Linked DNA regions of Homo sapiens: region 2 is linked to region 1. Evidence: chromatin contacts called from ENCODE Hi-C data. All regions are on one chromosome and are shown on one strand. Each heading gives the region's core, a stretch centred on a gene start or an enhancer-like site at or near the end of the contact. The rest is flanking DNA. Distances are from core to core; before and after follow the strand shown.

Evidence for each region. Hi-C counts contacts between places; a loop is a spot of excess contacts on that map. Pooled maps may share reads with other maps.
Region 2: a loop to region 1 is called in a pooled map, with 7 times the contacts of the local background. The contact joins the promoter of TNPO2 here to the promoter of ZNF441 in region 1. A Hi-C loop is called at or near these places in 5 of 50 pooled maps.

What each region holds. Positions count from the first base shown.
Region 1 is chr19:11,763,889-11,770,036 of GRCh38, reverse strand. It overlaps ZNF441 (zinc finger protein 441), which reads right to left and starts at 3,037. Exons shown (of 4, transcript NM_152355.3): 1 at 2,841-3,037. The coding sequence starts at 2,843. RefSeq lists silencers at 2,007-2,116, 2,567-2,706 and an enhancer at 2,777-2,876.
Region 2 is chr19:12,721,707-12,727,199 of GRCh38, reverse strand. It overlaps TNPO2 (transportin 2), which reads left to right and starts at 3,268. Exons shown (of 26, transcript NM_001382241.1): 1 at 3,268-3,431; 2 at 3,835-3,951. RefSeq lists enhancers at 2,881-3,497, 3,498-4,116, 4,169-4,318, 4,117-4,734, 4,735-5,353 and a silencer at 4,819-4,908.

The DNA of each region.
Region 1 (6,148 bases), core at 1,788-4,287:
ATATCTCCACCATGTGAGGGCATAACAGGAAGAATGCCATCTGCAAATCAAGAAAGAGGCCCAGGCTGGGCACGGTGGCTCACACCTGTAATCCCAGCACTTTGGGAGGCCGAGGTGGGCAGATCATGAGGTCAGGAGATCGAGACCATCTTGGCTAACATGGTGAAACACCGTCTCTACTAAAAATACAAAAAATTAGCTGGGGTGGTGGCATGTGCCTGTAGTCCCAGCTACTTGGGAAGCTGAGGCAGGAGAATCACTTGAACCCAGGAGGCGGAGGTTGCAGTGAGCTGAGATCATGCCACTGTTCTCCAGCCTGGGCAACAGAGCAAGACTCCATCTCAAAAATAAAAAATAAAAAAAAAAAGAGTCCTTTAGTAGACAACTGACCTGCTGCTTGAAACTGAATTCTCAGCCTTTATAGCTTTGAGAAATGAATATCTGTTGTGTAAGGCATGCAGTCTATGGTAAATTTGTTATAGCAACCCAAAGGACTAAGTTAGGAAGGGTCTTTCTCTACCACACATCAAGGCTTTGAAGACTATAGTAATCAGGAGAGTATGATATTAGCAGACTGATGGATACATAAACCAATGAAAAATGGCAAATTCTGGAACAAGAGCATCTACTTAAGGTACAAGAACCTATGACACAGCAGGTATTGCCAGGCAGTGATACAAATGAGGGACACTTCAACAGAAATGATGGAGACAAATGGTTACCTACAGGAGAATAATCCATCTTCTGCCCAGCATCTCCATATACAATGATCAACTAACTATAGACTTTCCAGTTTTCATTAATTTTTACTCAGTTTGTTACCTCAGCTTCCATTTTGAGTGTGGTTTCGTTTTTCCATACCAAAAAAGGGGTTTTATGACCCTTGACACAGTTTCTAGTTCTCTATCTTCTCCCAGTTCTTCAATTTGGTTGATCCATATGCATCCCTTATACCATCATCTCCTTTCACCACCTCCCTATGGGTGCAGAGTGTGTCAAGTCAGGTCCTCCTATCACCTGGAACATCCCCCATCACCATGCTGCTCACCGAAGTGCTCAATAACCATGATCCCAGGAGACACTACATTGTTAGCTTTTCAGGTTCTTGCACCACCTCAGTGGAGTTGGTTTTCCTGTCCTTAGGGATAGTTTTCTCCCTTCATTAGTCTGAGAACATCAGAAGGGAAGAATCATTTCAGTCCTGTCCCCTTAATACCACCATCCAATTGGCTGACCAGCCATATATCCCCAAGGAAGGGATGGGGGAAGAAAAGCTGAGTGTTCTAAGGAAGTAGCTTATTGAGGAAGGGTATACCAGGAGACTCCTCCCACTACAGGGCATCATGCTGCTTCCCTACAAGGTCCCACCATCTCCACCTCAGGGTGTCCTCTGGGAGGAGTGACAAAGGGACTGATATTCACTTGACACTACAAGAGACTTGGCAGCTGTGGGCATCTTGGGGTGGCCCCAGGCAGCTCTGAAACCCAGGACCAGGAAACCATAGAGGATGGGCTGGGGACTCATCACTCTGTAACGTTTCCAAAGAGGAAACTTAATCCAAAGACATTCTCAAAAGGTGTCTCTGTCTAGGGATGATGAAGGGAGGACAGTAACAAAGATTTTATTTATTAATATTCATTTTTTTTACAGCGAAATGTCTGGTGGTTTTTCTCTGCTTCCTCTCATGTGAAATGTTCACAAACACAAAACCTTTTACAAAGAGCCATATATTGCTATGTATAAACAAAATGACAATTAAAATACTAGCCTCTGTTTGAAAAATAAACTGGGGGACAAGGAGTTCATAAAGTTGCTGTGAATTGAGGAGAGAAAGCCTGAGGAAGGCTCTGGAAGCCAAGGGATTTTCTGTCGGCCCTAGGAGGAGTTAGGATGAGAGAACACAGTGGTGGACTTGAGACCCTGCTGCCCACATCTTTGGAAGACTCGAAGGCGAACGGGTCACCCTTGGGAAGAAAGAAGGGACAGGGGACCACACAGACCACAACTCCTCCCACACACAAACCCCACACACGAGTCTGCCTGGTGACCTGTCATCACCGTGCAGCCTCCTCACCGGGTTCACAGAACTGCGAGCCAGGCTGGAGGCGAGATTGCAGTTAGATATTAACCAGGTGCCCTCAGCCCCGCTGCCTCGCGGGGCCGCCTCCCCAAGAGTCAGGCCACAGCAGATGCTGACCGCCGGCTTCGCCATTGTGCTTGGGGATGAGATCTCTGAGAGTTGCTCAAGAGTCGCCTGAGTTCTTTCTCAGATCCTGAATTCCAGCGGAAAGGCTGGCGCCAACCAGGCTGAAGACCCCACAAGGGAACCCACTCAGCAGAAGAATGCGGTTTCTTCACCTCCAGTCCCAAGAGTCACCCCTCACTTCCCCACCATCCAGCGACCCCACGCCCCAGCCGCCCCTGTCCACACCCCTAAACACCCCATCCCCAAACCTCTCAGGAAGGCGGATCTGGGGTGTCCTCCCCTCTCCCCCTATTAAACTGTTTCTGCTGCAGCCCTCGGCGTCTCGGTGCAGTGACTCGGGCCGCGAACCTGTGCCGGTTACAGCCGCACAATCTGGGGAGACGCAGGACTGCGGGCGCGGAGCTGCCCAGACAGGCCTCCAGGGCCAGGGCCGCAGTGGCCGCGCAGGGACGGGACAGGACGCCCGGGGTCCCGGCTGCCGCCCCAGCCCCATCGTGCGGCCGAGGGAACCGAGGGCCGAGCTGCGCCAGGGTGTCGCCGGCGGGGAAGACCTGGTGCCACCACAGCCGGTTCCGGCCGGTTCCAACCAGTCTCTCCTCTCACGCGTCGGGACACCAGACCTCACACACTCACCATTTCCCGGCTTCCGGCGTCCAGGTTCCTCCCTCTGCCTCCCGCTGTCAGTGCGGGTCCCAGCGAGACAGAAGCTGCCACAGACGTTCCAGGGCGTCTCTCAGTGACAGAACCCGGAGCCCAGTGCAGGGGCGTGGAGAAGACTCGGCGGGCTCTTTGAACCTTGCACCCTCCTCCGGTCAGTGCGCCTGATTGACAGTTCTCACGACCCCGCCCCGCGGCCCTGATTGGATAGTGCGCCAGGTCCCTCCCCCGGGCACTGAGTAACGGAAGAAGCGATCTCGGGCAGCGGAGTGGAACCTGATAAACAGATTCCAGACAGGCCTTGAGAGGACTAGCTTCCTCCCTGCGCTGTGACCTGACCCCCTCCCAGGGGACATTTGCATTTAGGCAGTATGTCCTGACCTTCCTCCTTTTTCCTCTTGGACAGGGACCCACAAGTCTGTGCAGGAAATTCCAGACTCACTGTCCAGTGGAGCTATCCCCTGATTTGAGAGCAGGAAGGGAGCCCAGGCCACACTGCAGCAGAAGGGAGGGGCTGATGTCCTCCAGGAATCAGGAGTTTTGGATGAGGCTGTTGGCTGCACAGGCCAAGCCTTTCTCCCACCTTATGTCTCAATCTACTAATTTTCAGTGCAGAATATAAAAACACCCCAACAAAGCCGGGCGTGGTGGCTCACACCTGTAATCCCAGCACTTTGGGAGGCTGAGGCAGGTGGATCACCTGAGGTCAGAAATTCGAGACCAGTCTGGCCAACATGGTGAAATCCCGTCTCTAAAATACAAAGATTAGCCGGATGTGGTGGCGCACGCCTGTAGTCCCAGCTACTCAGGAGGCTGAGACAGAGGAATCACTTGAACCTGGAAGGCAGAGGCTGCAGTGAGAGAGTGGGCGAGACAGAGGGAGACTCCGTCTCAAAAAAAAAAAAAAAGAAAAAAGAAAAAAGAAATAAATAAAATTGTTAAATGTGTGGAAAAACTGGAATTATATGGCGGCAATATTTTATAAAGCAAAAACTTGAACTAGCTCAGATAAGCAGCCTGCTGCATCCACACACAGTTCACAAGTCAACCACTTTCAGGAGGCCAAACATATTCCAAAGCTTGGAGGCCAGACGATAATTCCTGAAATGGAGCCCTAGGGTGGATCAGAACCTGGGGATGAGTCAGGGGCACTAATGGATTTAACTCTGGGAGTTCAATTTGCCCTCCTGTCTCCTAAACACAGCGTGGAAATGCTCCTTCCATCAAGCCTATAAATGTTATTGAATTAAATGCTTCAATCAAAGGCTGAGACATTAGACTTTGAATTTGAAAACATTCATCTTCATATTTTTATGAAGAATACCAGATATAAAAGCATTATGAGGCCAGGCACCGTGGCTCATGCCTGCAATCCCACCACTTTGGGAGGCTGAGGTGGGTGGATTGCTTGAGCTCAGGAGCTCAAGACCGGCCTGGGCAATGTGGTGAAACCCCCATCTCTATTTAAAAACAAACAAAAAAAAAGCGTTATTAACTGGGAGCTGGCACCCATGGTGATACGAAGAAAAAGAGGTTTAATTGACTCACAGTTCAGCATGGCTGGGGAGGCCTCACAATCATGGTGGAAGGCAAAGGAGGAGCAAAAGCAAATGTTACATGGCGGCAGGCAAGAGAGCGTGTGCAGGGGAACTGCCCTTTATAAAGCCATCGGATCTCATGAGACTTACTCACCCAAATCTCATTTTGAATTGCAGCTCCCATAATCCCCACATGTCATGGGAGTGATCCAGTGGGAGGTAATTGAATCATGGAGGCGGTTTTCCCATGCTGTTCTCGTGATAGTGAATAAGTCTCATGAAATCTGATGGCTTTATAAAGGGCAGTTTCCCTGTACATGCTCTCTTGCCTGCCGCCATGTAACATTTGCCTTTGCTCCTCCTTAGCCTTCCACCAACACCTGACCAAATGGATATGACATCTACAGAACTTTCCACCCAAAACCAACAGATTATACATTCTTCTCCTCACCACATGGCACATACTCTAAAATCAGTAACATAATCAGACATAAAATAACCCTCAGCAAATTAAAAAAACAAGCAAACAAAATCATACCAACTGCACTCTCAGACCACAGTGCAATAAAAATAGAAATCAAGACTAAGAAAATCTCCCCAAACCATACAATTATATCAAAATTAAATGACCTGGTTCAGAATGACTTCTGAGTAAATAATGAAATTAACACCAAAATCAAGAAATTCTTGGAAACTGAGAAGAAAGATACAACATACCAGAATCTCTGGGGCACAGCTAAAGAAGTGTTAAGATGGAAATTTATAGCACTAACTGCCCAAATCAAAAAGAAAGATCTGAAATTAATAACCCAATATCACAACTAGAAGAACTAGAGAAGCAAGAGCAAACCAATCCCAAAGCTAGCAGAAGACAAGAAATGACCAAAATCAGAGCTAAAATGACCAAAATCAGAGCTAAACTGAAGGAAATTGAGATACAAAAAAAAAAAAAAACATACAAAAGATTAGCAAATGCAAGACTTAGTTCTTGGAAAAAAATAACTTAAAAAGTCCCAAATAGTCAAGGCAATCCTAAGCAAAAAGAACAAAGCTGGAGGCATCATGCTACCAGACTTCAAACTATATACTACAGGGCTACAGTAAGGTATTTTTACAAAAACTGACACATTACCAATGGAACAGAATAGAGAGCCTAGAAATAATGCTGCTCACCTTCAACCATCTGATCTTTCACAAAGCTGACAAAAACAAGCAGTGGGGAAGGACTCATCAATGGTGCTGGGATAACTGGCTAGCCATATGCAAAAGATTGAAACTGAACCCCTTTCTTAAACCATATACAAAAATCAACTCAAGATGGATTAAAGACACTTTTCAAAAGAAGACATGCATGTAATCAACAAGCAAATGAAAAAAAAAATGCCCAATATCACTAATCATTAGAGAAATGCACATCAAAACCACAATGAGATACCATTTCACACCAGTTAGAATGGCCATTAATAAAAAGTCAAAAAATAACAGATGCTGGGAAGGTTGTGGAGAAAAGGGAATGCTTATACTCTGCTGGTGGGAGTTTAAGTTAGTTCAACCATTATGGAAAGCAGCGTGGTGATTCCTCAAAGCACTAAAAACTGAATTACCGTTTGACCCAGCAATCCAATACCCATTTACTGGGGTATTGGATCCACATACCCAAAGGAATATGGATCATTCTACCATAAAGACACATGCACACCTATGTTCATTGCAGCACTACTCACAATAGCAAATATATGAAATCAA
Region 2 (5,493 bases), core at 2,019-4,518, 960 kb before region 1:
CTCTCCCTCCTACTTTGGGGATGCTAAGCTAGCCCAGGTGTGACTTTGGCCTTGGGGGTGGAGTATGGGGGGAGGGAACACAGGAAGCTAATGGAGCCATCCCTACCTCCTCCTCCCCCAAAGCCACCAGCAGAGACTGGATCTTTAAAAAGCAACAGAAGCCTGGGAAGTAGGTCGCCCTGCAGCATCTCAGCCTCTATTCTAGTGTCAAGAGGCAGGAGAGGCTGAAAGTCCAGGCACATCCCTTTACAGTACTTACCTGCTCTGACCTGAGAAAAGTCTGAAGAGGGAGGAGAATCATATCCAGGTTTTGGTGAGTCACACAGCCCTGGCTTCTGACTATTCTAGTGCCTGTTGACTGTGTGATCTTGGGTAAGTCACTTAGCTTTTCTGTACTTCAGGTTCTTCATCTATCAAATAGGGGTAAAATAAAGAAGCATCTCTAGAGTCAAGTTCTAAAGTAAGGGCAATATTCATAGAATCTAACCCTGCCATTGTTTAAAACAGCTAGTGCTTTCCAGGGTGAAGAAGTTGGCTTGCGTTTGGGGACTGTGTTAAGTTAGTTGAAGTGCTGACCTTTGAACTCGGGGGACAGTGTGATGAGAGGCTTGGGAAGGGAGGCTGCTGTAAATTGAGAACACGTTTGTCTCACATTTCAGATTCGCGGTTGGACACCAATTCTTTTTTTTTTTTTTTTGAGACAGAGTCTCGCTCTGTCGCCTAGGCTGGAGTGCAGTGGCGCGATCTTGGCTCACTGCAAGCTGCGCCTCCTGGGTTCACGCCATTCTCCTGCCTCAGCCTTCCGAGTAGCTGGGACTACAGGCGGTCGCCACCACGCCTGGCTATTTTTTTTTGTATTTTTAGTAGAGACAGGGTTTCACCGTGTTAGCCAGGATGGTCTTGATCTCCTGACCTTGTGATCTGCCCGCCTCGGCCTCCCAAAATGCTGGGATTACAGGCATGAACGTGAGCCACCGCGCCCGGCTGGTTGGACACCAATTCTGTGAGTTTCTTTTGGCACAGAGAGCTTCTAATTGAACTAGGGTAAGTTTGCCAGGCATAGGGCTGTTGTGAGATTTGCATGAGATAACATTTGGCCTTTTTTTTTTTTTTTTTTTTTTTTGAGACAGAGTCTCGCTCTGTCGCCCAGGCTGGAGTGAAGTGGTGTGATCTTGGCTCACTGCAACCTCCGCCTCCCGTGTTCAAGCGATTCTCCTGCCTCAGCCTCCTGAGTAGCTGGGATTATAAGCGCAGGCCACCACTCCTGGCTAATTTTTTTGTATTTTTAGTAGAGACAGGGTTTCACTGTGTTAGCCAGAAGATGGTCTCAATCTCCTGACCTCGTGATCTGCCCTCGGCCTCCCAAAGTGCTGAGATTACAGGCATGAGCCACCACATCCGGTATTAATGAGATAACATTTGGAAACCACTTGACATGCAGTAGGTGCTTAAGAAATAGGAAAAAAGGCCAGGCATGGTGGCTCATGCCTGTAATACCAGCACTTGGGGAGGCCAAGGCAGGTGGATCACCTGAGGTCGGGAATTCGAGACCAGCCTGACCAACATGGAGAAACCCGGTCTCTACTAAAAATACAAAATTAGCAGGGCGTGGTAGCACATGCCTGTAATCCCAGCTACTCGCGAGGCTGAGGCAGGAGAATCACTTGAACCCGGGAGGCAGAGGTTGTGGTGAGCCGAAATTGCACCATTGCACTCCAGCCTGGGCAACAAGAGCAAAACTCCACCTCAAAATAAAAAAAAAAAAAAAAAAGGAAAAAAGGCCAGGCACGGTGGCTCACACCTGTAATCCCAGCACTTTTTGGGAGGCCAAGGCGGGCAGATCACAAGGTCAGGAGTTCAAGATCAGCCTCGCCAATATGGTGAAACCCTGTTTCTACTAAAAATACAAAAATTAGCTGGGTGTGGTGGCGGGTGCCTGTAGTCCCAGGTACTCGGGAGGCTGAGGCAGAATAGCTTGAATCCCGGAGGCGGAGGTTGCAATGAGCTGAGATCCCACCATTGCACTCCAGCCTGGGCGACAGGGCAAGACAGTGTCTCAAAAAAAAAAAAAAAAAAAAAAAAAAAAAAAAAAAAAGAAAGAAAGAAAGAAATAGGAAAACTGGGCCGGGCACAGTAATCCCAGCACTTTGGGAGGTCGAGGCAGGTGGATCACCTGAGGTCAGGAGTTCAAGACCAGCCTGGCCAACATGGCAAAACCCCATCTCTATTAAAAATGCAAAAAATTAGCCTGGCGTGGTGGCAGGCGCCTGTAATTCCAGCTACTCGGAAGGCTGAGGCAGGAGAATCGCTTGAATCCGGGGGCGGAGGTTGCAGTGAGCCGAGATTGAGCCATTGCACTTCAGCCGGGACAATGAGAGCAAGACACCATCTCAAAAAACAAAAAAACAAAAAAAGCCAGGCGCGGTGGCTCACGCCTGTAATCCCAACACTTTGGGAGGCCAAGGCAGGCAGATCATGAGGTCAAGAAATCAAGACCATCCTGGTCAACATTGTGAAACCCCATCTCTATTAAAAAAAATTAGCCGGGCGTGGTGGCGCATGCCTGTAATCCCAGCTACTCGGGAGGCTGAGGCAGGAGAATCGCTTGAACCCGGGAGGCGGAGGTTACAATGAGCTGAGATCGCGCCACTGCACTTCAGCCTTGTAACAGAGCGAGACTCCGTCTCAAAAACAAAACAAAACAAAACAAAGAAATAGAAAAACAAAAACAACAAAACAACAAAAACCCAAAACCTTGTCCTGATTCAACACTCAAATTCACCAGCTGGAGAGGAAGAAAAAATTCCGTGACCACACAAGGGCCAACAATGTGGACCACACATGCAGCAGGGGCTACTTTGTTCTGCCCCAAGGCTTGCGGAGGGCCGCTGAAAATTTGCCATATTATATGAAGGGGGTGAACCTTAACAAATTGTCTCCTGCATCCCAAACTCGCTCCCCATCTGATCTTTATCTGGGGCAGCCCCCAAATTTGACCAGAAAGCTCTTATCGTTCACACTCGCTCCAGGAACCCCCAAATCCAGCCCCAGCTCCCCAGTCTCACTCTTCTGCTCCCCATGCACCTCGGTTGGTCTAGAGACCCTCCTGCCAATTTGAGTCTCAGCCAAAACCCCAAAGCGCGGCGACCCTGGCGCATGGCAGGACGGGATTTGTAGTTCCAGGGCTTATCGGAGGGTGGGGGAGAGGGAGGCCTTTACGCATGCCTTGGTGGCGGCTTTCTGCACGTGTTTCTCAGCCCAGGTTTCAGTCCAGCGGAACTGGCTACCTCGGAATCCCAACTGCTCCTTTAGGGTGTCTTCCGCGATTCTCCGAGTGGAGTTAGGCGCCTGCCGACACTTCCCTAACCTTGGAGGCCCGGGACTTGATTTTCATGAATGAACGGAGCCGGGACTGACTTTGCCTACGGCAAGTGGGTTGAGATAGCTGTTCCCCTCCTTCAGGCAGGGGCAAAAATTGACCTCTGCCTCTCTCGAGGGTCAAAAAGTTCCTCAGGGCAGGGTGGGTTGTTCTTTGGGATTAGAGCTGGTGAATTCATTAAATATCGGCTTAGGGAGGGGCTGAATACAGTAAAAGAACAGCCTTGAGCCTTGGAGGGTAAAGCCACGTTTTTAAGGAACAATTCAGAGCTGGCCAGGTCATGCTTAACTTGGATGATCTCTAATCGCGCGAACTGCTCTTATACCCATTTGACAAGTGGGGAAACTGAGGCTTCAAGTGGCAGGAGGTCTCCCACTTTGTTATCGGCAGGGCAGGGAGGGGAAACCAAGACGCTACAGGGTCTCCAGCTTTTTACCATCTGCTCCTCTCTCAAGAGAAGGAAAAACGGTGCCCTACTGTCTTCAGACGTCGCAAGGATCAAGAAGATTTCTTTCTTCATGACCCTGCCCTTGCCAGAATTTCCTGCGCTGTTCCACCTCATTCAACTTCAGGTAGGGAAAGGGATTAGGCGTGGTTCAAAGTTTATTTTATTAGTTCATTTCGTTTTATTCAAAAATTTATATCCTTGTGGCTTTTTCATCTCCTTGTAAAAACTATCAAACAGTACTGGAAAATAATGCAAAAAGTGGCAGAGGCTTCTGTAGGAACCCGGCTTGTCTCAGGCACTTACTTTGTCCTGCTTTCTTTCCTTTGTCTCTGGGGTATAAAGAGCACGCTCAGCTCTTTCCTTGCGCACACACAGCGTACTCCTCCCAAGTACCTCTGGATGGGGGAAGGGAGGCACATTTCAATTTTTAGTGGAGGAAGGTGACAAGGAGGGTGCTGGCTCTGGCCGAGGGGTTCCTGGATCCATCACACACAAAGTCCCCACGCGCTACCAAACTCCTGGCTCCAGCTAAAGAGCTTGCGGTCAGGTCAGTGAAAGATGCTGGGAAAACGAGACACTGGGAGGACCGGCTGGCTAGAGAGGCCAAAGAAACGGCAACTCTTTGGTCACGTGACCGGACCTTGTCTCAGCCCGGGTTTCCCAAGTGCCAGGGCACGTGTGAAGGTTGAACCTTCCGATTGGCTCGGCGGGACCAGTTTGAACGGAGTACGGGAGCCGCGGCGGCTCACCTACGGCCGCGTTTTTCTTTTTTTTTTTTCTTTCTTTCTTTTTTTTTTTTTTTTTTTTTTTTAATTCTCTCTCTTTGGCTCCCTCCTTCCGCGCGAGTCTCTGGAGAAGCCGCAGCGCGAGTTGCCGCCGCTGCTGCCCGGGGCCGGGTAAGTGGGCCTCACTCAGAGCCCGACCCTCTTGGCCCCGGCTTGCGTCGACCCCCGCCGGGCACCGAGCCTGCGCCGCGCGCGGCCCGGGCGTCGGGGCCGCGCCCGACCGGGAAAGGCCGGGAAGCCGGTTGGGCCCGATCCTCCTGGCAGCTAGAACGGGCCGGGCGGGGGAGGGGGGAACCGAGCAGAGCTTAGGGGGTGGGGCCTCGGAGCCAGGCCATGTCGGGGCTCCTCAAGAAGAGGGCCAGTGGGACTGCTGGGGTCGGGCTGGAGGGGATCTGATTGGGGGAAGCGTCTGGGGACTGCTTGGGGCCTGATTGGGGGACGTCGCGAGGATCGGGTGTGTGTAGGGGCCTGTTTCGGTGGGGCTTGGTTGGGTCTGATTGGGGGAGGCCGCACTGAAAAGTTGAGCGGGGTGGGGGGAGGGGAGCTCGTTGGGTCCTGACAGGGAGGGGCGTCAGACTTCGGCCTAGAGGGTTTTCTTGGATCTGACTTCGAGGCGTTGCTGGGATCCGTTGAGGGGAATGCCCCGGGGGGTGTTTACCCAGGCCGAACTGGGGGAGGCTGCAAGGATCGGACCAGGGGGTTACTGACACGAGGTGGTGGGGGGCTCGGCCGAACTTGACTGGGAGAGGCAACAGAGATCCGTCAGCAGGGGTTACTGCTGACAGGGTCGGAGGGAATTTCAGGGAGAGGCTTGGCCAGACCTGATTGGGGAAGGCGACTGGGATCGGTCCAGGGGGCTCCTATAGTGGGTTGGCCGGGCT